Linked DNA regions of Homo sapiens: regions 2 and 3 are each linked to region 1. A link is a loop called in an ENCODE intact Hi-C map of the cell type or tissue named here. Cell type or tissue: PC-9. All regions are shown on one strand. Links, peaks and the distances in the headings refer to the core of each region. The heading gives the core; the rest is flanking DNA. Region 1 holds the start of FHDC1 (FH2 domain containing 1). Region 2 has its middle 61 kb from the start of FHDC1. Region 3 has its middle 120 kb from the start of TRIM2.

Evidence for each region. A loop is a pair of places that touch in the nucleus more often than their neighbours do. Peaks named below come from ENCODE experiments on the same cell type or tissue, not always from the same donor. Only the 100,000 strongest peaks of a DNase experiment are listed, where the experiment ranks them.
Region 2: a loop joins it to region 1, with 4 times the contacts of the local background. A loop is called at or near these places in 3 of 110 quality-filtered maps.
Region 3: a loop joins it to region 1, with 8 times the contacts of the local background. A loop is called at or near these places in 13 of 110 quality-filtered maps.

What each region holds. Positions count from the first base shown.
Region 1 is chr4:152,930,893-152,940,739 of GRCh38, forward strand. FHDC1 (FH2 domain containing 1) reads left to right here and starts at 5,431. Exons shown (of 12, transcript NM_001371116.1): 1 at 5,431-5,517. LOC729870 (a long non-coding RNA gene) reads right to left here and starts at 5,945. Exons shown (of 2, transcript NR_136614.1): 1 at 5,757-5,945; 2 at 3,624-4,558. RefSeq lists silencers at 5,387-5,476, 6,809-7,068. In PC-9, for the core only: CTCF peaks have their summits at 4,473 and 4,688; DNase peaks (open chromatin) are centred at 4,489 and 5,409; H3K4me3 peaks cover 2,984 bases; H3K27ac peaks cover 1,171 bases.
Region 2 is chr4:152,992,209-153,002,055 of GRCh38, forward strand. No RefSeq gene overlaps it. Among named protein-coding and RNA genes, the nearest start is that of FHDC1, 61 kb to the left of the region's middle. RefSeq lists enhancers at 1-39, 1-68, 69-568. In PC-9, for the core only: no CTCF peak of the experiment used is centred there; DNase peaks (open chromatin) are centred at 4,063 and 5,813; H3K4me3 peaks cover 796 bases; H3K27ac peaks cover 3,623 bases.
Region 3 is chr4:153,080,496-153,090,342 of GRCh38, forward strand. No RefSeq gene overlaps it. Among named protein-coding and RNA genes, the nearest start is that of TRIM2, 120 kb to the right of the region's middle. RefSeq lists an enhancer at 4,734-4,793. In PC-9, for the core only: CTCF peaks have their summits at 3,131 (motif pointing right), 3,331, 4,845 (motif pointing left) and 5,044; a DNase peak (open chromatin) is centred at 3,106; H3K27ac peaks cover 180 bases.

The DNA.
Region 1 (9,847 bases), core at 2,033-7,032:
TCCCTTTGCCCATCTTTCTATGTCCTACAAAGACTTATGTGGGGTGTGCACATAGTATTTCCCCAGGGAAACACACACACACACACACACACACACACACACACACTCTCTCTCTCTCTCTCTCTCTCTCTCTAATATTGTTGATTGATTAGGTTTGTTTGGAGACTGCTTAAACTGTGTGTGTTATGGTTTCAAATTACTGTTTGCTCTTCTAACTTCTTAGAAGGGTAAACAATTTGAAAACAGTTTAAACCCATAGCAAAAGAAACTGGCATCTGACAAACTCTTTAACTTAATTCCTCTTATTAAGACTCATATACTGTTTTCTGGTGGTAAATAATGGAAAGAAATGATAGGTTTTGATGTTATATTTTACAGCTATTTTTCTCCTCAAGGTTTGAATGTTATAACAGCCAGACCCTACACAAACACCAACCAGTTTTCTAAGCACTGAGTCAATTGTAAACTAAAAAGAGCTCTAGCTGGAGGTTTTCTGGGTGAAAGCTCAGTGATATCTACAGTTTTTTTTTTCTTAGTCTCCTCTTCCATCTCCAGCCTCTAAAACACACACACACACACACACACACACACACACACACACACACACACACACACGAAAAACAAATGGATGGACAATTTGCTCTAAGGAAATACAGTATAGATAGGCAGGCATGAGAGTCATCACATTATCTTACTACCTCATTCCTGTATGTTGGGTAAAGGTTGTCTTTAATCTCTCCTACCTTCAAACAAATCAGGCACTATTGTTGACAAAATACCCCTATTTACTTCTGGCAAGGCAAATGTCATTGATGCTACCTTAGATACTAACATCACATGTGGAAGCATTTTCTATTTTAAACTTTCAACCCTGTCTTTACAAAAAATACAAAAGGTAGCTGGGCGTGGTGGCATGTGGCTGTAGTCCCACCTACTTGGGAGGCTGAAGTGGGAGGATCAGTTGAGCCCAGGAGGTTGAGGCTGCAGTGAGCAGTAACTACGCCACTGTACTCCAGCCTGGGTGATGGAGCGAGAACCTGTCTAAAAAAAAAAAAAAAAAAAAAAAAAAAAACTTCAAAAATCACTACTTAGCATTCAGAAAAATATTTCTCCCTTTTCTCCCTCTTAATGATCAGAGCCTAGTCATTACTTACAGTATTTAAAGGCAACTTACTATTTAAATTTCTTAGCCTTCAAAAATGAAGTATTGGCTGGGTGTGGTGGCTCACATCTGTAATCCCAGCACTTTGGGAGGCCAAGGCAGGAGGATTGCTTGAGGTCAGAAGTTAGAGACCAGCCTGGGCAACACAGTGAGACCCTGTCTCTATTAAAAAAAAATTAAAAATAAACTAAAAAAATCAGAAATAAAGTATTATTTTTCAGTTCAAAAGTTGTTTGGGGCCAGGCACAGTGGCTCATGCCTGTAACCACAGCACTTTGGGAGACTGAGGTAGGAGAATGTTTGTGTCACTGTACTCTAGCCTGGGCAACAGAGTGAGACTCTATCTCAAAAAAAAAAAAAGTTATTTGGAAAATTGCCAGTAAGGTATTTGATACAAATTTGCATTTTATAGTAACAGTAACAATTCTGCTGATTTTATTTTGCACTTGCCACTCTTTGAAGGAAACAAGGTCAGAGGATTGGCAAGCCTTTGCATTTGTCTGCAAATCTGTTTAACCATAATGTGGACAGAGTTTGTTTCTTTCTGCAGTTTCCAATTTTAAAAGGCAAAGATAGCCTAGAATCTTAATACTGAACAACTGATCTAATCAAATATATATTTTAAGAAGAATAACGATTAAAGATTAAGTAAAGATCTCAGTCTGTACCCTAGAGGGCCCATGAAGTAGCTCATGAATTAGACTCTTACTCCTTAAGCGAATACTAAAAGTCTGTTTTACATGGATTCTGAAATTTGATTCATTTTGAAGGCTTTGTTTAGTTGTTCCTAATGACAGATTGAAATACAAAATACTTGATGTAGGAGAAACTAAAAGCCTCTCTGGGCCAAGGAGGCAGAAGCCATAAGAATCAAAATAAACTGGGTGTAGGAAATAAAGCATTCTGGAAAGGGCAACCCAGGGAGAGGGAAGAGCAAGCTGCAAATCGAATCAGGAAAACACAGCAGTTCTTCTGCAGGGCCTGGTACCAGTGCCTGGTACAGACCCATTTTCTGGGCCACACTGAGTTATCTAACACACTTTCTGGGAGGTTTGGCCTGGTTGGAAAAGTGAGAGCTGGTCACACTGCCCACTGCTCAAGAGGCCTGCAGTGGCAGCAGCGCCACCTCCAAGCCACGAATGCCAGTAGCTGGGCAGACTTTGGGCACACTGGGCTTCAGGAGCCTTTCCAGCCTTATTTAAAGGCTGGTTGGCACATTTGGGGGATACAGATGGACAATCAGCATATTAATAGATGAAGAATAAATTGTCTTCTAGATTTTGCAGCTTTAGATCCAATCCATCAAGATATGAACTCTATTGAAGAGTTGCGCCATGCTTCATTCAAGCACTTTTTGACCACATCCTATGTACAATTTGAAAAATAAGAGTCAAAGTAGGCCAGGCGTGGTGGCTTACATATGTAATCCCAGCACTCTGGGAGGCTGAGGCGGGTGGATCACAAGGTCAGGAGATTGAGACCATTCTGGCCAACATGGTGAAACCCTATCTCTACTAAAAATACAAAAATTAGCCAGGTGTGGTGGTGCATGCTTGTAATCCCAGCTACTTGGGAGGCTGAGGCAGGAGAATCGCTTGAACCTGGGAGGCAGAGGTTGCAGTGAGCTGAGATCGCTCCACTGCATTCCAGCCTGGCGACAGTGAGACCCCGTCTCAAAAAAAAAAAAAAAAAAAAAAGTCAAAATAAGCATGACATATTCAGGGGCAGTACGTCCCACTGCTTGAGTGAAATGGGACGCATCCAATTGTGGGAGATAAACGTAGGATGCTGCCGGATTGTCAGACTGAAGAATGCTGCCTTCTTCCTGTAGGAGCACATGGGAATCTGCAGAAGGTTTTGAAGAGGTAGGTAGTGTGATGAAATCAGACTTTTAAAAACAGTGACCTGACAGCAGTTTTGGGATGGATTTAGGAAGAAGAGAGAAGCAGAAAGAACACCAAGGTAGTGGATGTAGGTATCCAATTTAACTTCTCTAAGCTAGGAAATCAGAATGCTTATAGGATCATGGTGAGAATTAAGTGTGGTGCCTGATATGTGGCCAACAGCAGATAAATACTTGTTCCCTCTTCCACTACTTGGGGTTACTGCAGTGATGGTGCATGTGAAAAATAAAACAGGTTACTTGGGAAAGAGCAGCAAATTTAGCAAATACTTGAATTTTAAAGAATTTAAGAGAGACAAGCAAAGGAAAAGCTAGGATTTCAAACAGAAAAACCAGGTCTTAGGTAAAGAGGGGGAGGTGGTGGGTGTGGGAAGAGTACTAGTTTTGAGGGAAAGATGAGTTGATTTTTGGATATTTTTATTTGGACTTGAAATTTTACAACGATAATATGGATTCAAGAGTCCCTGACATTGAAGAGAAACCCGGAGATATACCTTGAAGCTCAAATTTCCAAGCCCCTCATTTTCCCTGGGCCCTTCCAAGGATACATGTCTAGTATTATGTTTGTAAGTTTTTATTGCTTTCCTTTAAGAAGTTCCCCCAGGAGTTATACAAGCTTCAGGTCCCACGACATCTGGATGGGTTCAGTTTGAAATCAGAAGGTATTTCTTTGGGATACTGGGAGATCGAGAGTTGGAAAAACCTTGTTACTGTCCTCAAAGGAAGAGAAGGGTCAGCAGAGAAGTCCAGAGAAGCATAGAGAAGGCCTTAGGGTAGGATGCTGCCAAGGAGATCAAAGGGATGAGGGGCTGAGAATGGGTCACCAGACTTGACTTCTCAAAAAGTAACTGTTTTAGAGTGCATGCTCAATACAGTTGGGGGGAGGCCCACTGTCACGGGGTTGAGGAGGGAGGAGTAGGCAAGGGGTGTGGACTCCCCATTTAACAAGGTCGACAGTAAGAGAAAAGAAGATGCCACTCAACTCCTCACTTTCGATCTGCTGTAATTTAACTTGAGCCTGAACAGTCAATATTCCTTTGGGATTCATATTAGCTCCCTGAGCATGACATTGTCTTTCTCTTTATTACATTTTCTTATTCCTTAAGATTTTAAGATTTTCTTAATTGGATCCATTTCTCTTCATGCACCATCAATGGCCAAGAAATGGGCTATTGGCAGGCACAGTTTTGGTTTTGGGGTTGATTGGTTTGTTTACACTAATAGTTTCTCTTTCTCGATCCAAGGCTTGACCAAGGAGGTCAGGAATTCTGTCCTGGGAGTTCAGGGACTGAGGACCAGGATGGAGGAAGCAAAAGGCGTCAGGCATTAGGCTGGAAACGTCTTGGTCGGTTATCTAGGATCAAAGAGTCAAAGGTAGCGATGACTTCATCCCCGTAGAGGGCGCCTCCCTACCCCGACAGTGGATTTTCGGTCAGCCGGTTTGCCCGGGATGTTTTCTTTGACTACTTGCTTCTCACTGGCGCCCCAAGTCACTTTGAAGAAAAAAAAAATGTGATTAAATCGATTCCCCTGTTTCTTTCTGTGAGGAGTGTGCCTTTCCCAGACAGCGTGCGTTCATTCGATGAGGCCTGGCAAAATTTTTGAGGGGTCTTTTTACGCTTTAATACAACCTAAAGGTTTCTGTTACCATCATCATTGAGAATTAAAAACAAAAACAAAATAAAAAACGGTAACAAATTTACAGCTTGGCAGGCCCCAGGGAGGAGCTGACCTTTGCGAAGCTCTAGCGCAGCCAGGTTTCAGCTGTAGGGGTTGGGACAGGTCAGTTCGCCCAAGTGCTGCTAGCTCTCCAGGGAGAAGCAAGTGTTGGGGCAGAGGGTGGTCTGGCGCGTGCGTCGGGGGGCGTGTGCGGGTGTGTGTGTGTGTGTGCGCGCGTGTATATAAGAGTGTGTGCGCGCCCGTGTGCACAAGAGAGGGTGCCTGGGAGGCTGTCGCAAAGGCTCCTTTGTGAAAGGCACTTGCAGGTTCAGAAGCCAGCTTGGCGCCTCCTCTCGCCCGTTCCCCGAGGACACCTGGCTCTTCTGGGCAGCCCAGCTATCTCCGTCTCCTGCCGCCCCTACTTCTCTCGGTGGCCCCCGGCCTAGCCCCGCACCAGCCTTCGGGTGCGGGAAGCAGTGTGCCCCGAGGCGTCTCCCCCGGGGCCCCGCGCAGGTGAAGGTGAGCGCGTGGCGGTGACGGTGGCGCGCGTAGGGTGGAAGGGGAGGCGAGGGAGGGGCGGAGCAGGAAAGGGCGCGCTGCCCTTCCCGGCCGGCCAGGAGCAGCGAGGCCGCAGCTTTGTTACCTGAGGCTGCCGCTGCGCCCCGCCCCGCCCTGCCCCCTCGCGCTCAGGGTTGGCTGGGCCTGCAGTGACCGGGAGGAGGCGGCTACGCCGACACAACGGCGGGAGGCTGCAGCGGTCTGCGCGCCGGGAGCGGGGGCGCGCTGGCCGCGGGTGAGTGCGGGTCGGGCGGCCGAGGCGGGGGCGACCGCGGCGCGGGACACGGGGAGCTGGAGCCCCGCCGCTCGGGAGGGTCAGGGTTGGGGTGTTGTCCGGGACCCGAGGCTGAGGCGCCGAGAAGCGCGGCTGATGGGTGCCGGGTCTCGGCTTCCTCCGAGCCTCACCGGGAAAGCTGGAGAGGAGGTTCCAGTTCCCTCCACATCCACCCCGGTGACTTTGGCGGCCGCCCTTACCCGGCCACGGAGAACAGCGATCGGTCCCTGGAGGCGAGGACGCGCCGGTGTGGACCCGCGTCTGGAGAACGAGCTGCATCGCCAAGGCTGCTGCGGGTCGCACCTGGGCGGTTGACTATTAGTCGTGGCTAAGACTTTCAGATCAACCGCCCCCTAGTTTATCCCGACCCTTGGGAGACAGCGGCGTCCCGCACGGAATGCGCAGCCGCGGCGCCGCGCTCGGTTCCCTAGCCAGCCGGGGGCCACGCCTGGCCCCTGACACAGTGGTGGGGCGGTGGCGGGGACCTAGTGCGGTGGTGCGGACCGAGGACCAGGCGCTTCTCGCCCCGACAAACTTGCTCCGGCCGCGCGAAGTTCGGATTGCAAGTTGCGCCCCGCGCCTGCAGGAGTGTGGGGAGGGGGAGGAAGCGGGTGGGCTGGGGATCAGCCTCCAAACAAGGGGTGTCCCCAGCTCTTGGAGAGCGGGTTCTGACCGGTTTCAAACGCCAGGAGTCTCCCCTCTGTTTTTCTCAGCGGCTCGACCCGGCTCCCTTTTGGCAGAGCCGCAGTGCGGCCGTGAGGCTTTTCCCCCGCGCCTGCGACCTGGATGGGGGACGTGGGAAGATGTCGCGGCGGAGGCTCCGGGTGGGTTGGGAGCGCGCGGCCGCCGCAGACCCGGTGTCTGCGAGCCGGAAGACCCCCCCTTTCGTTTCATTCACACGGACACCTCCCCTAGTTAGCCGTCTCCCACCCAACTTCTGGGCGCAGCGTGCTAAACCCCCGCAGAGGGGCTGGCGCCCTGGGGGGCGTGGCGTGGGGAGCGTGGGCTTTCCAGCGTGGGCCCCTCGGGGAGGGGGGCGGGGCCGAGACCCCCTCCAACTGGAGGGGCCGGGAATGGGCGAGCGGGTGCGGCGGCCGACCCAGCAGCTGCAGCCGCCGGACGGGAGAGCGGTCGGCGCTGCGGAAGGCCGAGGGTCGTGCAACGCCCGCGCTGGGCGCCCGCCCCGCAGTCCCCGCCCCGCAGGCCGCGGCTTCTCTCCCCGCCGCAGAGCTGGCGCGGCGCGTGTGGGCGTCGATCTCAGCGCGCACCGGCGCCCCACCCTCGCGCCGCGACGCCCTTCTGCCCGGCGCTGATAAGGACGCAGCTGGGGCTCCGCGCGGCCCGTGGGCCGCCCACTCGCGTTCAGTTTGCTGACCCCAGCGCGGCTCCCCGGGGATTCGCGGCCCAGCCGGTGGCGGCTGAGCCGGTGGCTTGTTGGTGAGTGGCTCGGGCGGGGACCGGGGTGCCGGGTTGGGGATGTAAGGAGGCTGCGGACAGCTGTCTAACGCAGAGAGCTGGTGAACTACTACGTATCCAAACTTGAAAGAAGTGGTGTCCCAGGACCCCCCAGGCCGAATTTCTTCCGGACTTAATGGTCGGTTTTCAAACTTCCGTGTGGACAGAAACGACCTCCGGGATTCGGCCGTCTGTGACCCCCTTCAACTGACCCACAGTTGTCTTCCTGGAAGGAGCAGCCGGCGCTCCCTTCCCTCTCTCTAGAGCATCCTTTGGCACGCATGTGCTTTTTTTTTTTTTTTTCTTGGTTTTGGGACAGTGAGAGAAACTGAAAATGAACATTCAAATACAGGCGTTTTTCCTCTGCTCTCGGGTGTTGGTCTCGGGCGCCTATGAATATTTACATTGTGCTGCAGATTGAAGGCGCTTACTGGGAACGCGTTGTCCTGGGTTCTTTCACTACTGCCTGGAGCACAGGCAGACGGAACTCACAGAAGAGCTGGACGGTCCGGCTCTGGCCCGACTGCGTAATTGTACCGACTGACATTCTGTGTTTAATAATCAAGAAAGCTTTTGAAAGATAAGTGGTGGTGGAGGAGCCTTTTCCCGAATTAGTGGAGTGGGAGTAAAAATTCCATAGTTTAGAATTGTCCGTACTTTCCCCATCCTTTTCTTCTCTCCCAAATACAATAAAATAGGGCTGTGTGTTTCTCTACCTCTGCTCTCCAAACTCGGCTTGTTCTACCCTGGTTTGTCATCAGAAGCATGTGGGCCAGCCCTTCCTGCCCCCACCTCTTCTGTGGCACATGCCAGGAGTCAAGGAGAAAGGTTTTCTGGCAGGTTTTCCTTGATGTTCCTTTTGATTATTGTTGACCAAAGGAGTGAGTGACCAGCTGAGCACCAAGACCCTCATTCTGAGCACCAGAACCACTGGTGCAGAACCACTCATTCTGAGCACCAGGACCGCTGGTGCAGAACCACTCATTCTGAGCACCAGGACCACTGGTGCAGAACCACTCATTCTGAGCACCAGGACCACTGGTCCTCGTTCAGGAAAGCCCTGAGCTCCAAACTGACGGCCAGGAACATGCTCTCCCCTTAAATACACTGTGAGATGAAGCCTATATACTCTTTTTTCTTGGCTCCCTTCAAGAGACTAGAACGTCTTTTTTTTGGTTATTGTTGTTTTGTTGTTGCGACGGAGTCTGGCTCTGTCGCCACGCTGGAGTGCTGTGGCGTAATCTCGGCTCACTGCAACCTCCGACTCCCTGATTCAAGCGATTCTCCTGCCTCAGCCTCCCAAGTAGCTGGGACTACAGGCGCGCCACCACGCCCAGCTACTGTGTGTGTGTGTTTGAGTGTGTGTGTTTCAGTGTGTGTGTTTGAGTGTGTGTTTATGTGTGTGTGTATTTTAGTAGAGACGGGTTTCACCATGTTGGACAGGATAGTCTTGATCTCCTGACCTCGTGATCTGCCCACCTCGGCTTCCCAAAGTGCTGGGATTACAGGCGTGAGCCACCGCGCCTGGCCGAGACTAGAACTTCTAGGGGTGTTTCTGACACCAAGGAAAAAGTACAGCGGGCTGTTTAGGCAGGAGAGCTTAGGAGGGGGCCAGGGGCAGCTTTGAAGACCCTTAACGAACGTTCTAAGATTTTTTGTCTGCCAATTAACTAAAAGTTAAGTACGTGATCACAGCATCGCCTTATTGAAATTTCACATAGTTGAAAGATGCTCAACTGAGCTACAGCCTCCTTGGGAGAGTCCATCACTCAAACACAACTCTGATGGGTCATGAGTAGCACTCAGGGGACTTGAGGAGACATTCCCATCTTCAGAGCCCAGCCATGACAGCTCTGCATTTTACTCAGAGCTGGGCACTTGTCAGCCTTAGCAGCTACCTCATCCTGTTGCTGAGGTTTCCAACCTGTAGCTGAGATCTTACATACAGGCCTGTCTCTGTCTGCCCAGGGGCAGATTGATGGGACTACTTAGCATTTTCCAGACAGAGTGGGGGCTAATCCCATTGTCCCTACTGGCAGTTGTCAGCTGTGAGAAACAGGCAGCCAATGTGGTCTGTTAGGGCTGCAGCATCACCTGCGTTCTCCTAGCGTACCTGGAGAGTGTGTGTTTGCATCTCTACTGCGGGCAGTACTGCAGCAAATCCATCGTTCTTTTGTGTATTCTCTATTTTAATTTCCATGTGGCTGTGGAAAGGGTTAGAATTCTGTCTGTACTCCACTTTTCCTGCCACCTCTTTCACATTGGACATCCTGGCCCAGGGGGAAACCCTATTGGAGTAAAGGTAGTAAAAGCATTAGCGTCTTGGCTAATCATTGCTGGCGAACCTATTCATTAGAAGCCGTTGGGGGGCTAGGATCCTTGTGTGTTACCCTTGGAAGAAATTAATCAGACAGCATACCAGGGACACTGTTGTACATTTTCTTTTGTTTCCTTTAACTTTTAAAAATAACATTCTTTTACATGGGGCATTGGTTAGAATCATCCCAATGCAGAGCTAACAAGTGTCACTTTTTACTTTGACAGTCGTTTATCTGGTACTTCCTCTGTGCAAAGCACAGTACTAAAACACGCACCTTTCTGGCTTTGTTGTTAGGAGACAGTGAGGTTGCATAACCTTGGAGTATATAGTCTTCCTTAGTCTTTGTCAGTATCTCTGTATTTGCATTGTGAGGTTTAGTGGCGCATCTGTCCATATACAGCACTGAATGAGTTACTGCTTTCTAGATTGGAGACTTTTTGAGCTTATCACCATTCTTAACAGGGATAATCTATAAATAAGTCAGCATATCTGGAATTGGAGGTAAATTGGAGGATT
Region 2 (9,847 bases), core at 3,181-8,180, 62 kb after region 1:
AAGAGAAAAAACACTAAACAACAAACATGAAGTAGTACCTGTGCCTCCTGCCCCCTAGGAGGCCTTCACCTTGAACTTCACATAGGAAAGGCCAGCTAATGCCAGTGCGTGACTTCAGACTGGGCACTCATGTGCTGAGATAAACACGGCCAAGCCCTTTAAACAAACATTGTGGAAATGTTAGGCCGAGCGGTCAGAAAATGGAACCAGGCAGAGGATGGGACACAGGGAGTGTCAGCTGGGGGCTAGAATCTTCTCCTGCCACCAAGGAGCCGTGTGACTGGGGCAACTCACCTGCCTTCTCTGGGCCTTGAGTTCCTTAACCCAAAAGTAAGAAATTGGGTCAGAGTAATTTCTAAGTTCCCTGAAAAGAATGGAATGAAATCACCATGCCCATGCAGTCAGCATTTGTACAGGCTGGTGGGCTGGGTTTGCATTGTCTTATTTTGTGCTGGACTGCAGGAGCAGAAGAGGAAGCTGACCACATGCCTCCATTCTTGGTGCACAGTTGTCATCAGTCTGTGCAAAGCCCTTCCATGCCAAGTATTATTCTATTCTCCCCCTTTATCCCTAGTCTCCTCTTCTCAGCAGGCACCCACCACAATGTATTTGATATCTGTTCTTAGATATGTGTGGTTATATATGTGGGTGTGTGTGTGTGTGTGTATGTATATCTATCTATAGATATATCCTTGTAAAATACGTAGCACAGTTTGGGGTATGTTTTAAATTTACATAAATGGTAGCATGTTGCAAATCTCATTCAGTTTCTTCACTCTGCACTCTGTTTTGATGATCCTTCCACGTTGCTGTGTGTACATCTAGCTTGTTAATCTTGTTAATTCTTACTGATGCATAGAATTTTTTTTTTTGAGACAGAGTCTTGCTCTGTCACCCAGGCTGGAGTGCAGTGGGGTGACCTCGGCTCCCTGCAAACTCCACCTCCTGGGTTCACGCCATTCTCCTGTCTCAGCCTCCCGAGTAGCTGGGACTACAGGAGCCAGCCACCACGCCTGGCTAAATTTTTTTATATTTTTAGTAGAGACGGGGTTTCACCGTGTTAGCCAGGATGGTCTCGATCTCCTGACATTGTGATCCGCCCACCTCAGCCTCCCAAAGTGCTGGGATTACAGGTGTGAGCCACCACGCCCTGCCAGAATTCTCTTTTTCTCTTTTTGAGACAGTCTTGCTGTGTTGCTCAGGCTGGAGTGCAGTGGCGAAATCTCGGCTCACTGCAACCTCCGCCTCCTGGGTTCAAGTGATTCTTCTGTCTCAGCCTCCTGAGTAGCTGAGATTACAGGTGTGTGCCACTATGCCTGGATAATTTTTATATTTTTAGTAGAGGCAGGGGTTTCACCTTGTTGGCCAGGCTGGTCTTGAACTCTTGACCTCGGGTGATCCGTCCACCTCGGCCTCCCAAAGTGCTAGGATTATAGGCATGAGCCACCGCGCCCGGCCTGATGCATATAATTCTTTGGTATGGGTTAACCACATTGTTTTTATCCATTTCTCTCACGCTGGACACCTATGTTACTTATATACCATGTAGCACACATAGCACCACTGTGAACATTTCCACATCATCCCCTTAAAGACCTCAAAGAGAGTCTCTTGGGAGCTGCTGCCTCATAAGGCAGAGGTATGTGCAGTGTCCTGACTAGATGGCTCTAGGGGTCAGGGCAGAGGAGATGGCGGCACAATGTTGGGGAGGGAGAGGCTGGAGAGGGGCCTGCTGAACAGGAGCCATTGTCTGGCTGAGTTGTTTGGTGCTGGTTCCAGATTCTCTCCTCTGGGGAAGGCACAGTTTTTTCACTGGATCCTATTTTAAGAGCTGTGCATCCCCTTACTTTATAGCCCGCATCATGGTTTGAGTTAAAGGTGAAATGATTTACTGTTTGACTGTCTGTCTCTCCTCCTAGACCATGAGTTCTCCGAGGGCAAGCACGGTGGCTTTCTCACCCACAGTTTTATTATGCCCCATGCCTGAGACAGAGCTAACACAGCAGATGCCCAGCAAACAGCCAGTGGCTTTATAAATCAGTGAGTGAGCTTGAGCTGTGACAAATATGAATGAAGCCTCCAGGGACTAGGGAGGGAAGAGCAGTGTCCAGGCCACAAAGCTTAAGGAGCCCTCACTCTCTGGTGCCCATCTGCATAGGCAAGACCTGGGAATGAGGGTCTCCCTTGTCTCATCCCAGACACAGCTCTGAGCCTCAGACACAACTTTCACCTGCTTTTTTTTTTTTTTTTTTTTTTTGAGATGGAGTCTCACTCTATCACCCAGGCTGGGGTGAAATGGCGTGATCTTGGCTCGCTGCAAACTCCTCCTCCCAGGTTCAAGTGATTCTCCTGCCTCAGCCTCCCAAGTAGCCAGGATTACAGGTACCTGCCACCATGCCCAGCTAATTTTTGTATTTTCAGTAGAGATGGGGTTTTATCATGTTGGCCAGGCTGGTCTCAAACTCCTGACCTCAGGTGATCTACCAGCCTTGGCATCCCAAATTGCTGGGATTACAGGCATGAGCCACCACGCCTGACTTAGGAAAGCTTTTAACCACAAGTTTAGCATCTAACCTGGTGCCTTCCTCTTCCCTCTCTCTTCTTTCCTCTCTCTTTCATTGAGCATCAATTATGTGATAACCCTGTGGTAGCATGTGGGCTTCCGAAACTCTCAAGAATCACTGTCCAGTGGGGGAGGGGGTTGTGAAAATAAGTCATTGCGATGCGTAAAGAAGAGTTTTTTTTTTAATGACAATGTCGTCACCTGGGACACTGGAGGCAGAGAAGAAGTGCTGGTTAACTCGGGCAGCATTGAGGAGGGGGACTCTTGGGGCTGAATTCTGTCAGGAGGGCAGCGGTGAAGAGCCATCTGAGCCAGGGCCACCATGTGGAGGTCTGAGTGAGGACAGCACAGCGCCTTCAGGTGGCGTGAGGGTCCTGAGTTTCTGGAGCAGGAGGCTGAGGCCCAGAGGCTGGGTGGTGATGGGCTGGGGCGCAGGGAGGTGAGGCTGCAGGGGGAAGGGAGGGAGGCAGAGCATATCCTGGGGGCAATAATTCATCAAAGAACAGAGGGGGAAAGAACACATTTGCACTTGAGAAGATCCTCTGGAGGTTTCTGGTGAGGAAAGACTCTGAGGGCAGGCAGGGATTGTGAGGCTATGACGTTGGTAGAGGTGACAGAAGCTGAAGCTCTGTCCCCGGCAGCTGTGGTGAAGGGAGATGGGCAGCAGGAGCAGAGGGAGGAGGCGTGGCCCTGGGCACCTGGGGCCATCTGAGTGGAGACGGGGTGGGCAGCCTTGGAAGCCCAGGGTCACTGCTTCACACACATTCATGGAAAGCTATAGAAATGTGTAGCCCTGGGTGTCCAGAGAACTGAGGATCTGCAGTCCCAGTGAATAGGGTGTCACCGGGGCAAAGAGTGAGAGAGCCCTTCTGAGCCAGAGAAGTGCCTCCCCTGTGGAATAGGGGTCCCCAGTCTCGTAAAGCAAGCAACCATCAGCAAGTTGTTTTCCAAAAAGGAGAAAAGGCCACGGGGCCGACTGTCAGCCTTGCCTGGAAGACGGAAGACATGTCCTGCCCACTTAGACCCTGGGAAAGGTTATCCAGGTTGCATGGCTGTCCCCATCCTCAGGACAGAGAGGATGTGGCCCAGCCAGGGGGCAGGCGCAGCTGTCTGGCAGAGCACTTCCATGGGACACCCACACATGGGGAGGATGGCTTCGCTTTGTTCTTGTGCTCACCGGCCATGACAGGGGAGCCTCTTCTTTCCCCTCTCCTGAAATGGAAACCTAAACGCAGCCTCTGAAATTAGTAGGGCCATCTTGACTACACCATACTGAGGAAGCCGCATTACCTGAGGGAGAAATAATTATCTTTCTGCTTACTTCAACGTTGACTTTGCTGAAGAGAAATTTTCTTCTCCTCTCCACCCATTCACCAAACTGGACTTTCAGGCTCTGCTGCTCTCTGGGAAAGTGTTCGGGGTTACCAGTGCCTCAGGTCTCTCTTCTCCTCCTCCTCCCACGGGCCCCCTATCCCCAACAGCTCGGTTTGTTTGTTTGTTTCCTCTGAATCCCTCTTTTGTCCCCTGACCTCAGATCCATGGCCAGGTGGCCAAGTTGAACGCAGGTGCAGCCTCGGCAGTCCTCCTTCCCCTAGGCAGTGCTGCCAGGCTCTCTCCAAGGGCCCTGGAATCTGTCCTCAGCACAGCCTTGTCTGAGCAGGAAAACCCCAGGCTACAGCCAGCTTCCTGGCAGAAGTGAGCTCCCTATGCTTAGAAATGATGCCAAAAATTGGCCTCTGAGGCCGTTTCAACGCTGGCCATACTTGCTTCCTTCCTGGGCCCCTCTGGCAGCTCCGTGCCCTTCCGGAAGGAGGGCCACTTTCTCTACCCTCCTGTGGGAACAGAAATTGGGGGGATTTTTCAGCCCAGCTTGGTTAGAGTGACACATAGCTGTGGACGTCTGGTTAGGGACATGTCAAAACCGCTGGGAAGCTTATGTTTTTTAAATAAAAATAGAACAAATTCAGTTGGTGTTTCCAGAAAGTTCACCCTGTGGCACTCTGGTGACCTCCCTTCCTTCCTGGCCTCCTTCAGCCCTTCCTTCTGTCCTCCCTCACTTCCTACCCTACCTGGGCTGCAGGAAGACCCCCTAGGAGGCTCAGTGGGGTACAAATCCTAGCGAAAGCTGCCCAGGAGGATTCGGATACAGCACAAAGCTTGGGAAGCTCCACCTTATCACATGTTGCTAGTGCACTGCCTGCTGTGGCGGGAGGCCGTGTCATTTAGATGAAAAATCTGGGCCTGAGTCTCTGGAGAGAAAAGGCCTGGGAAAGTGGGTAGGAAAAAAGAAGGCGGTTGTCTGGGACTGGTGGGGCAATTTGTGTCCATGAAACCCAGTGAACTATTTGTCCCTTCGGTCAATAAAACATTTGACCTCATTCCTGCAGGGTCTAAAAGTTTGAAGCCTAGACTTTCTTCCACATCTTTGAATTAGACCATTTTGCTATGATTTAAGCCAGAGTTTTGAATTCCTGGGTCTACCTACAGCCCAGGTAAAATAGGAAGAGAGAGAATATAGAGGGAGTGAGAGAGGATGTGGGGACAGCAGTTATTTTGGATTCTCAAATATTATTTATTTTGTGAGATGGGGTCTTGCTCTCTTGCCCAGGCTGGAGTGCAGTGGTTGATCATGGCTCACTGCAGCCTCAACCTCCCTGGGCTCAGGTAATCCTTCCACCTCAGCCTCCCCAGTAGCTGGGACTACTGGTGTACACCACCACGCCCAGCTAATTTTCATATTTTTTGTAGAGATAAGGTTTCGTCATGTTGCCCAGGCTGGTCCTGAACGCCTTAGCTCAAGCAATTCACCCGCCTCAGCCTCCCACAGTGGTGGGTTTACAGATGTGAGCCACCGTGCCCTGTAAGAATTCATTTTTAAGAAATTGTTTATAGTGGTTTTTATTTCAAACATTTATGCTATAAAAAAGTGCAGTGTACAAAGTAAGAGCCACCCTCCCTGAATATGACAGCCCCAAACCAAGTCCTCCCCTCAGGACACCCACTCTCAAGCGGTGCATCCCTGAGGCCCTTTCCTCTGCACCGATGCTCGGACTCTCCGTGTGTGCCATTTTGCAGTGGGGTCACGCTCCACGTGTTGTTCTGCCACTGCCTTTGGTTTCTCGACACTGCCTCGTGGACACGCAGGGAGAGCTTGCAGCTGGTGACAAGCTCTCCAGCAGGTGAGTAATCCAGCAGCTCTTTCTGCCTCGAGGTGAGTGAGGTAACCTCTCTGGGTGCCAAAGGCAGGAGCGAAGAGAGTGATTCACAGAGCTGTTCTCCTTATTTGTCCAATTGGGACCAGCCTGGTTCACTGAAGTAAGAGTCCAGGAAAGATGAGCGTTTTTATTTACCTGAGTGAGTCTCTGGTTTAGTGTTTCTTCTTAAACACTGAGTTCACAGGGCTCTTAAAGCAGACCGGAGTCGCAGAAAAGGGCACTGGACAGAGTCAGTCCACAAGTATCTGCTGAGGTCCTACTATGCGTCAGACACTGTTCAGGCACAGGGTTGTGCTGAAGACGAGAGCAACAACATCCCAAAGCTCTGTCATGTTGGTGGATGTGTCATGCTGGTGGGGGAAAGACAGAGAAGAGTCAGGTAAACATGTAAGTACCTTTAGACACTGGTCACTGCTTACAGAAAATACAGTCGGGTGAGATCATGGTCCCTTGAAGGGCAGACAGAATCAGCAGACTTGGGGTCCAGCTTCCATCCAGCAAGAACTGTGTGACATGGAACACGACTCTCCCCTCTCCTGGATTTCACTTTCCTCAGCTGCACAAAGACAGCGCTGGACCCAGTCACCTGGTGCCACCTTCTAGCCATAGAAAAAGCACACAGGAGGTGCAGACACAATGTTCTGTGACTATTTCTTCCCAGAGTTCCTGTTCTACGGTTGCAGCCTCTAGGAAGGGAGATATTGATTAAAAGTCCTTCAACCAAAGGCCAAAGCTCTAGAGAACACAGAACAGCAGGAAGAGGAACCCAGCCTTGAGACCAATATATTTTATATAAATTCAAAGCAACTTTGTGCTCTCTGGGCCTTTGCTGCCAGCCCAAGTGAGAGGAAAGTCAGATGATTCTCCAGGTTTGGGAAGCTAGGCTCCCACGGCCAGAAACTGCCGGGCAAGGCAGAGGCCCGAGACCTGGGGAGGAAGGTGGAGGGAGGCGGCGCTGGAGGAGAGGATGGCAGGAGCTTCCTAGGCCCTTGGGAACCAGGGTCTGCCACAACCCCCGTCAGCTGAACAGGCTCCCCTTCCACGTGTGACCTCCCAGCTCCACCACATTAATCCCTCATGGCACGGCCCCGCCACAAACAGGGCCAGCAGATCTCGTTTGCTGAACACTCCCAGGACCAACCCGAAAGGGGACCTGAGTTCAGGCACCACCAAGAAAATCCTGCTTTGCAAACAGGACCAGTTTAGCCCTGGAGAACCAGAGGTGGCAGGAAGGAGTGGAGAGGATCTCCGCCTTCCCCTCCCTCAAAGGAAAGTGACTCCTACAATTTCTTTCTTTTTTTAAATTCACAGGTTCACGTGCCATTTAGAAAGTGGGTTCAGTGCCTGGGGACTTGACCCTGAGCATTATGGACTCCAACAGCGGTAGGATTGTGAAGTTTAATCAATGATGAGATTTTCCCACCTCAGCCTGACAGGAATGACACTCAGCTGAGAAGATGGCAGTGGTGCTTTTCCTTTAGGGGAAGAAAGGAGGGCCCCCGGAAACCGTCTGTCCTATCTGATTCATGCTCATTCATAATGCAGCAGGCTTAGGAGCCGCAAATAACATACTAGTGCAAGAAGGCAAGCCAGTCAGGCAGTCTCATATATCACTGCTCCATCTGTCACACTGACACAAGGATTCAAGCTACTGAGGCCTGTGGCTCTTCACAGGGAGTTGAGATGGCAAGAAGCAGAGGCAACTTGGGGGAGATGCCCATTTTAGGGTTTTGATGAAAGCGGAGTGAAATAATGCTCAGTATAATAGTCAGACACAGTAAGACTGAGTGCCAACCATGTGACAGGCACTGTGACAGGCTCAAGGAATCAAATATCAGATCAAATAAGACGCTGGCATGGGTGGACCTCAAGGACGCATTTACCTGGGAAGGCCCCTGGCAGGTGCCCAGTGCCAAGTACAAAGTGCAATAAACGCAACTTAAAGTCCTGACGTTCCCAGATCTAGGATGACCCAGGAGTCCAATGGGAAAGTCCGAAGGGCAGCCACAAGCCAGCAAGGGACCGCTTCCTTTTTCTCCTCTCCACAGCCCAAGGAAACACTCCCTTGGAATCGTAGAAAGGACTAAAGATTTCTCCATTTTACAACCAACAGACATTAAGCAATATGAAAGAAATGCTTCCCTGGACTTAAAGTAAGGACTGGAGATGTGCTGATTTTGTACCTAAAATAGATGGAGATTCCTGGGAAATTTTGGCCTGAGATCCTGAACCATCTGGCCATGCCCTAAGCCTTTGCCTTTGCTGGCAGCAAATACGTTCCAAGCTCCTCTAAAAATTTGTCAGTCAAGCATTGATACATTTACAGGGAGAGTGAGAAAAAATATTACTGAGTTTGGGAGACTAAGGCCTTAACTCTGACTTTGAAAGTCTCACTAGGATTTCTTATGGGCCTTGGGGCTTGGTTTATTTTCAAAGGCGACCACTTCAAGCTGCACCCAGAGAGAAGCTCAGGTCGCACAGCGCCGAGTTTCTGAGAAGGTTACTAACAGCCGTCCTTAAAATGTACCACCTTCCCTGCCTCTTCCCTCCTTGGGAGGAGCTGTATAAAATGAGGAGCCGTGGCCCTAGGGGAGCTGGAGAATGTTCCTGAGAGATTATAGATCTGGAGGTCTGCACGCATTTGCGGAAGCTCAACTCCATCTCTTTCCCATCCTTCTGTTTTGAAGAGCCAGGTCCTTCCGCGTGGTCCTCAACAGGGTGATGGGGGTGGGCGATGTGTCAGAACAACCTGGAGAGATTTTAAAAAATAGATTTGCCACCTCCACCACCTCTTCCAGTTCTCTGGGGATGAGGGGATGGGGGAGAGTGGGATATTTGGAGAAGTGTTCCTGGGAGGCCTCATTGACTGGCCTGATGGCTTACCACCACCCCTGACCCCACAAACTTTTTGTTAGTTCTTATGTTAGTTCTTTTTGTTAGTTCTTATGTTTCAGAGAACGGGCTCCGGAGTTTGCAAGATGTGGATTTGAATCCCAGATCCACCACTTGCTTTTTGCTCATTTTCTCACCTCCCCAGGAGGGTCGGGACGATCATGAGATAATGCAATATGTCCGGTAGGTAAAGCCCCCAATACAAGCCGTCCTCTTCTTTCCCTCAGGCACGTGGGCCAGGACAACAAAGAGAATTGTCTGCTGGCAAAGGCAGCTGTGGCAGAGTCTGCTACGATGGCCACCCCCAGGAGCTCTCTCTGCCATGGCCAGGGAGTACTGGGGCAGTCCCAGAAGGCAAAACCAGTGAGAGGGGCTAGGACCCCATGGCTGCCTAGGGGACTCCTCAGGAAAAACCAAAGCTGGAGTGGCCCTGAGGAAGCTCTGGAGTGACTGAGGACCTAGTGATTTTGGGGACATGGGGCTTTCCATGCTCAAGACAGGACAGTCTGGGGCAAACCCCACATATCAGCCACTCCAGCAGCTTTCGTCTTCCTGGGGGTAGCTGGGGCATGCTGCTTAAGGACGGTCACTCCTAGAACAGCGTCTAGGATGAAGAAATACGGCTCATGAGGACATTTAAAACAACAAACCTGATCTCACTGCCACCGGGGCCACAGAACCCCACATGGGTGGATGGGGCAGGCTGAGGCCGCTCAGTGGGGTGCTGGAAAGCTGGGAGGCAGGTCAGGGGCCTGCTCTGGGAGACTTCTTTTCTTTCTGTTTCCTCCTTTTTTCATTCAAATCTCCACCTTCAAGGGAGGGGGCCTTGGACAGCTGTACCCTCATGAAAGTAAAGAGTAGCTCTTTCCGGTCTGCCACCAGGAAGCAAAGGATTAGGGGACCCCACACAGCTTCCTTTGGGGGCTGGTGGGAACAGCCAGCACTCTTTTGGGCTGAGTCACATGGAGGTCCCGTGCGTCCTCCCCTTTTCCTGCCTGAGCCATGATTTGCCCGTGGCCAATGTGTGGCCTGTGGAATTGGCACTGGGCAAGCCTGCGGCTGGGTCCCAAGGCTCCTGCTCTAGGCAGGCATCTGCTCTCTTGCCTGGCTTTCCTGCTTGTTCTCTTCTCCCTGGCCTCTTCAACCTCTGATAAATAAGTCCCTTTCTCCTCCACTC
Region 3 (9,847 bases), core at 2,902-7,901, 150 kb after region 1:
GTACCAAAATGTCAAAACAAGGTATTTAATTGATCTGTTAAATTTCAGGTCTGGCTTCCATAGCTGCTGCCAGTTTCATAGACATCTTGCAAAGGAAAAGATTCTTTCCTTTGCAAGATACTATGAAAAGTATTCATAGGAGAAGGCATCTGCAGGAATCCATAGACCCTCCAAAACATCCCCAGCTTGCTGTCATGTGCCAACCTTGGTGTCCACCCTCACCACTCCCCTCCTGCACCTCCTCATCCAACAAGCACTATACCTGCAACCCAAACACACTCAGAGTTCACCAAACACATGCCTATTCCCAGGCAAAACCAAACACAATTGATGGTAGCAGCTGTGGAAAGAGGCGGTAATAGAGAATGTGATTAGCAAGATGCATTCAGATGCATGGGCTTCTTTATTACTACCATCCAATAATAGCACATACGAACAATGCACCCTGAACCTGAAGGCCAGCATGGCTGGAGGAGGACCAAGGCTTGTAAAGAAAGATAACTCTTTAACTGATTTACTGACTTATTTTAAATGAGTTTCAAATTTAGCTCTATACTATTTTAAACAACGCTTCAGAACCAGGCAGTAATTCCCAGCCCATCTCTAGGCTCAGCTGCCTTTGGAATGTGGTGATTTGGGATGTGTTGCACAAAAGCAGGGCTCAGTCTGTCAACTCTTTAGGTTCTGAGGGGGCCAGATGCTCCCCGTTGTTATTCCAGGCCCGGCGGCTAGAAAGTCAGAGTGTTGGGCTGCAAGGGATTCTGAATGTGTCTGGTTGAACTTCTAATTATCCAGAGCAGTGGAGGGACCTATGCAAAGACACAGACCCTGCGTATGCTATTGTGAGGGCTGCCATCATGAAATACCACATCCTGCTGGCTTAAACAGCAGCGATGTCTTGCCTCTCAGTTCTGGAGGATACCAGTCCAAGGGTTCTTCCTCCTGAGAGTTATGAGGCAAGGCTCTGTTCCAGGCCTCTCTCCTTGGCTTACGGATGGACAACTTCATGCTCACATGGCATTCTTCCTGTAAATTTCCCCTTTTACAAGGGCATCAGTCAAGTTGGACTAGGGGCCCCCTCATGACCTCTTTTTAACTTGATTACCTCTGTAAAGACTCTATGTCCAAATAGTCCCATTTTGAGGGCTGAGCTCCCAGAAAGCCAATATATATTTGGCGGGGGCGGTGCACAAGTCAACCCACCACACTCTGGTTCTCCTGACCTCTCCTCCAGTTGTGTTTCTGTTCCCAAGGTGGTGCCTCGGTGCTAATACCTCGTAATTTTTCTGTCAAACCTTTCCAGTGGCTGAGTACAATTGATGAACTCTCACTTCCCTGGCTTATGGGGAGTACTTGACATCTGAGAAGTCATGAGGTCAGAGCGGGGGGGAGTCCTGGACCGGCCCCAGGTAATGGAGTGCTCCACACTGTGGGGTCTTCCCCTTGTCCTCTCTCTGAGCCAGTCTGTGGCAGTGGCCTCTGCATTCCAGAAGGCTGCAGCACAACAAGTGGCCTCCAGGATGCCTCTCCTTGGGCACTTAGAGATTACTCCAGCTAAAAACAAACAAACAAACAAACAAAACAGTCCTGCAGTACCCTGTGTGTAACTCTGCTCTTTCTCCTTATTAACTGGAGTCCAGCTGCATTCGGCCTCTTGAAACAGCAAACTGATGAGTGGTGCCATCCTTTGACCTTTGCAAATGGGGGTTCATTGGTGAGCCCTCTAGCGTTAAATATAGTGTCCAGGCAAGTGAGTGATAAGCAGTTGTCCTCCTTTCTCCCCTTTCTAGCCCCAAACAAGGAAACCCAAGCCAATTCGTGCTGAGAAAACTTTTCCTCTCAGTGGCACCCATTCCTTCCTCCACACCCCGGCCCCCTCCTGCACCAGGTTACTCGATCTGTGAGGTGAACAGCTCTTCTGAGCTGGGTTCCTGTTTCATCTTCTTCCTGTTAATTAGTGTGAACTGCCCGTTTCTGAGAAGTGCCCGACTATTTATTTCAGACCAGGCAAGTCTAAACACAGCTCTACCAACCACAGCAGGAGACAGAAGTGGTAAAGTTTCTTCGCTCATGCAGACGAGAGCCATGGGCACGGGGCCGGCACCAGGAAGAAGCGCGTTCATTCATTGGGTGTGAAGCTCAGGGTCTTAGGGCTCCTCTCTGTAGGGCCAGCCTTACCAGCAGGCAAAGCTGTGGCTCTCCACATTCAGGGGCTTCAAGCAGGGTCTACTCCCCAGAGTCATGTGTCACAACTTGTCACCCCCTCCCCAGATGACATGATTGGAAACTCTATCCTTTGGCTCATACAGGTTTTACAGAGCCCCTCCCTGGTAATGTGGAAATCCTCTGAGAGAGCATTTCATCCTAGCAAGCAAGACTTTCCAGAATTGAGACACACCCCCACACCTCGGTCAGGATGGGTCAATAGCGGGGCTGGGGAGAGAAGGGGGTGAAGGGGATGGATACGGGCGGCTGGAGTGGGGAGAAGGGACTTCAGGGAAGAACTTCACTCACTTGGGAATTTTGCTTAGTGATGGCCTTGCTCTGTGGTTGCTTATTGAAAAATGTCAAGTTGGGGTCACTTTAGTCATTGCCATCTGTCAGGGAGGACAAAGGCCAGTCTGTGGTCAGGGAGCCCAAGGGGAGAGGTTGCACTTGGGGAAGGGTAAGTCTGTAATGCACTTGTCTTGTAAAAATGCTCTTTAGTCAATTAAGAAGGTTTTAAATGAGAAGAGTAACCGGACAGGCAGGATCTTCATATTTTTTCTATGTACTGCAGAATATTCATGAGGAAAAAAAGTAGGATTTCTTGGGCATCTTTTCCTTTCAAGAACCTTCTAAAATGTTACAGCCCAAATGGCTCTTTCTTTTTCTCAAGCTGTGAAGACCTCAGGGGGTGCTCCCTCTCTGGGCTTCGTGGTGAGGATGTTGTTATAAAACTTGGGGCTGAGGACTTTACACTGGGACAAACCTTTAAAAGAAGCCTGCTGTGCTGTGGAAGTGTGGGTATTCTCCAGCTTTCCCAGGTCAGGCCGACTGCTTCCGGGCAGCCTACAGATCAGAAGGCAGGGCTCCTTTGTGCGAGGAATTTGCATCTGAGGCAAAGATTTATAGTAAACGGCCACCAGATGGTGCCTTAGTCCTCCTCAAGCTAATATTCTGGCTTGCTTTGTTCTCTTTGCTGATGAAAGCTGACATTTCACGGGAAGAACAGTCAATCCCTGGGAAGATGCTGGGACCAAAGGAGCCACAAGTATTATTTTATTTGTTCAGCCTGACAAGACTCCAAGCTCATAAATGTGGGGGAGCCACAGTCATTGACCTAGAGCTAATATAAGTGCTTATTTCTTCACACAGTGGGATGCAACAATTAAGGTCGTATCAGCTCCCAACATGCATGCGGACCTGACTCAGTGCTAATTGCTCCCAACAAGCATGCTGATGCTGGATTCATAGCTGACTTCTAGCTCTCAGAGGGTTTGGGTGACCTTGCTTTAGGGGGAGATAAATGCTTCATTCTTTACACTGGGTTTCTAAATAAATCACTTCAGTTTAACTTTTTTTTAATTCTCTTTCGGAGACCAATATTGGGTTTTTTTTCTCTTTCACTAAGAAAACAGGAATTTAATTTGGAAAACTCAGTTTTAAATGAACATAGTGACCTTTATAATTTTATTTTCCTTAGCAAACATCTTTTACTGCTTTTCCAAAAGACTGAACTTAGCCAGAATTACGACAGGTAAAACTTCTCACTTCATGAGTTTAATGAAATGACTCGATCTCCCCACAGACGTTTCCAAAATCTGGAGAGCGGCTGTGAGTTTGCAGTGCAGTATGGGGAGAGGTAAGAACAATGCCTTTGGAATTTGGAATCCTTGTACCCCGGTGAAATAGTCCTGCTCACCTCCCTGCATTTCACTTTCTCTCCATGGCAACGTTTGATGTGGGGCAGTCACCCAGTTTTATTATTTAGTCTGCATGCACACACACACTCACACACTCACCCTTAGGCAGAGGACTAGAAGAACCCATCGCCACTTTTACCCTTCATTTCCCAAGTCCTGAGGCATCACTGTCTCATTTCCACCCTCAGGGTTTAATCTCAGAGTGTGAGAACGAGGCAGGCCTCTGCTGGGGTGGCCAGGATGTCCCTGACCCCACCAGCAGGGAAGAGTCAACACACTGAGGACAGCCCCTGCTCCTTCTCATTTGGTTGAGGTTGTCAGAGCATGCATGTGGCAACACCATCCATGGTTCCGTGACGTCTCCCTGAAGATGCCATCTGTGGGCTCAAAAGCTGGATCGATGGGAAGCCAGCCCCGGGCTGTGCATCTGTCACAAACCGTGTCTTCATCTTCCCAGGCCAAGTTCAGTTCATTCTTATTTTCACACATCCAACTGGGCGCTACCAGTTAGAGGCCTCACTGGGGCTTCAGGGAGTGGGTTCGTGTTGCTATTGGCAGCAGTTCAGTCCTTTGCTGATCAACAACATCCACCTTGGGATGCCATGCACCTACTTCTTTACCTGTAGTTACTTTGAATGTTGGTTCCAACACACCATTTGCAGGAACAGAGCCGCCAGGAACTGGTGGTGTGAGATCCCAGGGTCTCCTGTGTTACTTGTCAACTAAGCAGTAGCAGCTGCAGCTGATGGAAATACATGCCCATAGGCATTCGACCAACTGGTTAAACTCTTGACTCTGCCACCTTAGAAGTTTTGTGGCTCGACACCAATTACTACTGGGAACAAGTTTCCACTCCATTCCCACGCCACAGTCAGACAGGGTTGAGGGGGATAATAGGTCTTCGCCCTGCAGCCCAAGCAACCCGTTTGCACGGCTGGCTGCCCGCCACCTGGTGGTAGATGGAGGTAAAGCAGCCTCCTGAGGAGAACTGCCCGGGTTTGGAGCAAGAGGGACTTTCTAAGTGATTCAATCTTGTGCTGTCATTTTCACTGGAGGAAATTCAGGCTTAGAGATGATGGCAGGCTTGTCTGAGCTCTCAGAGTGGTAGAGTACGGTGGTTAAGAGCAAGCATTCTGGCGTCTTAGTGTCTGAATCCTGGCTTGGCAGTCAGGAACTAGTGTAACCTTGGAGGAGTTTCATAACTTCTCAGTAATCACTTTCCTTATCTATGAAATGAGGGAAATCATGCTCCTTACCTCAAGGGTTTTTAAACAGATTAAATTAGGTGGTGATGTGGAAGTGCTTAGTCCTGTGCCTGACCCTGGTAAGGGACACATCTCTAGATGACTCTGTCTTCACTCTGGAGCTATTTAACTGTATTTGTAATGCCCCCTACAATGGGTGACACTCCTTACATTCCCCATTTAGATCTGAAAGTAGGAGTGAGGACTCCAAAGACCACTGAAGAAAGCGTGAAAGATATTTTGCTTTTGAATGGAACATTAGACTTTGGTTACTGAGTGAAGGAAGAGTGCAAATGACATTTTGGTGCCAACATGGCTCAAATTCATTGTCATAGATTGAATGTGTTGGGTATTCTAAAAATGTTTGTTAGATGAAGGAAGGGGAAGGGGCGTGAGCAGAGGTCAGAAGTGGCCCCTGTCTCAGGAGAGAGGAGCTGGAAAAAGAGAAAGTCTCATTTTACACTATCCACAATAGCTCAGAAGACCAGCTGGGAACCCTTGCAGTAGAAATCTCCCTGGCTGCCTCTGTTTTTGTAACAATGACATTAGAAAGACCAGGTACTCCTGTAGATGCTGTATTCTTTAAGTAAGTGTGGACACCTTTATCCTGTTTGAGACTGGACTGGCAGTTCTGTTGAAAATAGGACAGGTGAGCCTTGCCAGGAGCTAAGGAGACAAGGAGAGAGAAAAAGAAACAAATACCTCGACTTTCTCCCCCTTCTCTTTAATTTACTAATGGTGTGTGTCCTATGGTCATGATCTAAGTCAGAGCTAGGGAGTAAGGAGCCCAACTGATGCAGCTTATGGATGCCTTCCTCCCAGGGCACAGAGCAGGGTGGAACTGGATCTTAGAACATAGAGGAACATGCACAGCCAACGGCTTATGCATATGCACCCAAAAATATTTGGGTGATTTATATTCAACTCTGCTTCTCTCAATTTGAAGAGGTTGCTCATTTATAATACTGTATTTCTAATGGTATTACCAAAAAAAGTGTGATGTTTTTTGTTGTTGTTGTTTTTTCTCCTCTCCTCTCCTCTCCTCTCCTCTCCTCTCCTCTCCTCTCCCAACCCCGGTCTCTGCTCTTCTTTGCCTTTTAAAGTGGTTCTCACACAATATCCAATATGAATGGGGTTAATAGAAATGTAGATGGAAGTAAAGAGACAAACACAACTTTCTAGAACATTCCCCTTCCTATGCCATTGCCCAACCCCAGCATGTTCTCGGGCCTGCTGATGACGCTGGTGCCTATGGTGAGTTGGGGAGAAAAAGGGAGAAACAGGGTAAAATGGGAGAGTGATGGAGAGAGAAGATGGCTTCATGGTGTCTGGAACTGCATTTGGCATCATGGGTATGATGCCTTCACTCCATTTCTTCCTGGCTGTAGATCCATTTAATCAATAATACTTATTAAGCATATAATTTGTGCCAAACACCATGTCAAGCACTGATGAATAATGCACAGCCCTGCCCACAGGGATCTTACAGTCTATATTCTCTAGGTGCTTATGATGCACTGCAGTTGGTGTCAACCACACAGTGAGATAAAGTCAGCACAGAGGCACTCCCAGGCACAGAGAGAGGCGGAAGAGTCAGGGAAGGCCTCCCAGGTTACTGACTCTTAGCAACAGAGTTAGAGGCCAAGAAATTAACAAGTGAAAGGAGAGGAAGGTAGGGAGGATGCACTTGGCAGAAAGAGATCTTGGCAAAGGGATAAAAATCATGATGTGTTTGGGGCTCATTCTGGATGACTGAGGCAAGGAAATGTGTAGGCAGCTGCCAGAGGAGGTTTGGAGAGGTAGGCAGGTCTCAGAGCAGGGAGGACATGAGGGCTTAAGAGAAGGAGTTCAATTTTATTCCGAAGGCCATGGAATGGTGTCAAGAGTTTCCATAAGAGACTAACTAGGCCAACACCATTTCTAGAGCAATCGTAGTGGCAATAGTATGGAGGCTGAAGGGAGCGGAGAAATGGAAGAAGGTTCTTTCAGTAAACTGGGCAGTCAATGACAAAATCCCGACGTGAGCTAGCAGCAGGAAGAGATGAAGCGGGGTGTCACAGTCTATAAAGAGAGGCCAACGATAGGTGGCAACCTCGAACATCAGCCTCAGGTTCTGCCTCACGTTGTGGGCTTTTCCGACTGCACTACTTGGTGAATTTTGCTATCTGTTTCAGTTAAATTCAACGTGCAGAGGGGAGAAAACTCTTTCTGGATGAATATCTATTCTTTTCAGAACAGAGAGCCTCTATTGTCTACTTTCTAAACAAATTTCTACTGGATATCAAAGAAGCCTTTCAGAGCTTGTTCTGGGACATGCTAAGTCCCATGAAACCTCACTGGAATGAAATGAAATGAAATGTAGAAGCAGCACCAAGAGGGGCTGGTGCAGCAGGCTCAGATCTAGGGTACGACATGTTCCCTACATATGCCCTAGCTATGCCCTAGGTATACCATACATATGCTTTACATAAACCCTACATATACCCTACATATGCCCTACATATACCCTACATATGCCCTAGGTATACCATACATAGGCTGTACATAAACCCTACATATACCCCACATATGTCCTAGATAAGTCCTAGGTATGCCCTATGTATGCCCTACATATACCCTACGTATGCCCTAGATATATCCTAGGTATGCCTTACATACGACCCAGTATGCCCTATGTATGCCCTAGATATACCCTACATATGCCCTAGGTATACCCTAGATATACCACACATATGCTCTACATAAACCCTATATATGCCTTAGGTATGCCCTAGGTATGTCCTAGGTATGTCCTACATATGAACTAGTATGCCCTAGATATATGTATGCCCTAGATATACCCTATATATTCTCTACATACACCCTATGTACGCCCTATGTATGCCCTAGATATACCCTATATATTCTCTACATACACCCTCCATATGCCCTACATATACCCTACATCTGCCCTAGATATACCCTATATACACCCTAAATATATCTTAGATAAACCTTATATATGCCCTACATATGCCATTGATATACCCTAGATATGCTCTACATATGCCCAGATGCTTTTGAGTGTGGGCACCAATGTAGATCATCTCCTTAACTGTAGGAGAAGGGACCCCAGCTCCATTTTGTTTTTACTGCCTCCCATCTTTAACTAGACGACTTTCTTTTTGGGTTCTTCCTGTGAGTTGATGTGGAAAGCTAAGATGAACGCATGTTGCACAAACCGACTCCACAAGCTCACCTGGTTTATCACTGACTGGCTGGGTGTCAAACTCTTGGCTTATGCCCTGGAGATTGGATGCTGCCTCCATTTATAGAAAAGAACGGTTTGGGGATGAGGGCTGAGGCTACTGGTCATTTTCTTTGGGAGCTTCTTCCCAAATATGATGAGATGTCTCAGGTGGACAGTTTTGGAGCTACCTACAGCCTGTACACAGGAGGGCTTGCCACATCTGTAAATTTTGAATCTGAGTTAAGATTGGCTGACCTCTGAATCAGAAAGGTTTGTTTTGGAAGTACTGACTCAATTTCTGTTCCAGTTATAAATAGCAAGATTAAAGCTATAGCTGAGGATTCTGGCAGTACATGTTTTTAAAAACCTAAGTGACAATGAAATAGCTTAATGAACTAGTAAATTTCTTTGCAGGAAGTGTAAGGCTTGTAAAATCATTGAAGAAAAGCTTTAAGATACCATATAAATACAGTATGCATTGCTAAAGTGTGTTTAATTATGCCAGTAGATTGTTATTTTAAAGCAATTCCAAAGACAGTTGTATAGGTTAATCATAATAAAGGCAATTACAATACTGATGCTTTTGAAATAAGAAGGGTTATGTTTTTTAAGAGTGTAATTATGTTTCTGAATGAGTCTATGTAGAGAAAGGCAAAGGAACATAAGGGCCTCTGCTTGAAGCCTTCAGCTGCTGAGTTAGAATTTGCAAGTCAAAACTTATTTGCATCTAATTCTCAGAACACACAAAAAAAGTCACGAAAGCTTACTTTAAGGAGAAATTCTAAAGATTATTAGAAATTTTTTTAGAGTAAACCGGGAGGAAGGAAAACAAAGCAGGAAAACCAAGTGAGACTTGCAATTTTGTCTACCACATGTAAATGTGCAGATGGTTGACATATCTAAAGCAATCCTGGCAAAGGTCTTGCATGCATCATCCCAGTAAGCACATTTATAACAGGCAGCCCATGTACCCAGCTCCACGCAGGATGCAAAACATGTATTAGACGTGGCTCATTCCAGACCTGGTCCCTGGCTTCAAGCTAATTCACCATGTAGTTGGCAATATAAGACACATGACAAGTGGACACACAAGCGCAGGCATACAATTAACGCCGCAGAGCAGCCTTGCCTGCGATCTGAATGCATCCCTTTCCTCTTTTGGAACTGAAACCACACAATGAGGCATTTCAGTCACAACAAATGGGTGACAGAGGCATAATAGGCCTGGCTTTAAAGTTATCTTAAAACAGCTTCTGTATTTCGGCTTCGTCTTTCATAAAGGCAGAATCAGAACACTTCCCACTACATGTCTTCTCTTTGCTTTCTCTAAGTGGGGACAATGATGCTGGCTGAAATTAGAAGGGTTTGGAGACAATGAATCTCTGGTCAAGCAAGGTCACAAATAAGGGTGGCTACGATTGAGGAAAGAGAGGTTATCAGTTTTGGCTAAACCCAAAATAGCAGCGGTC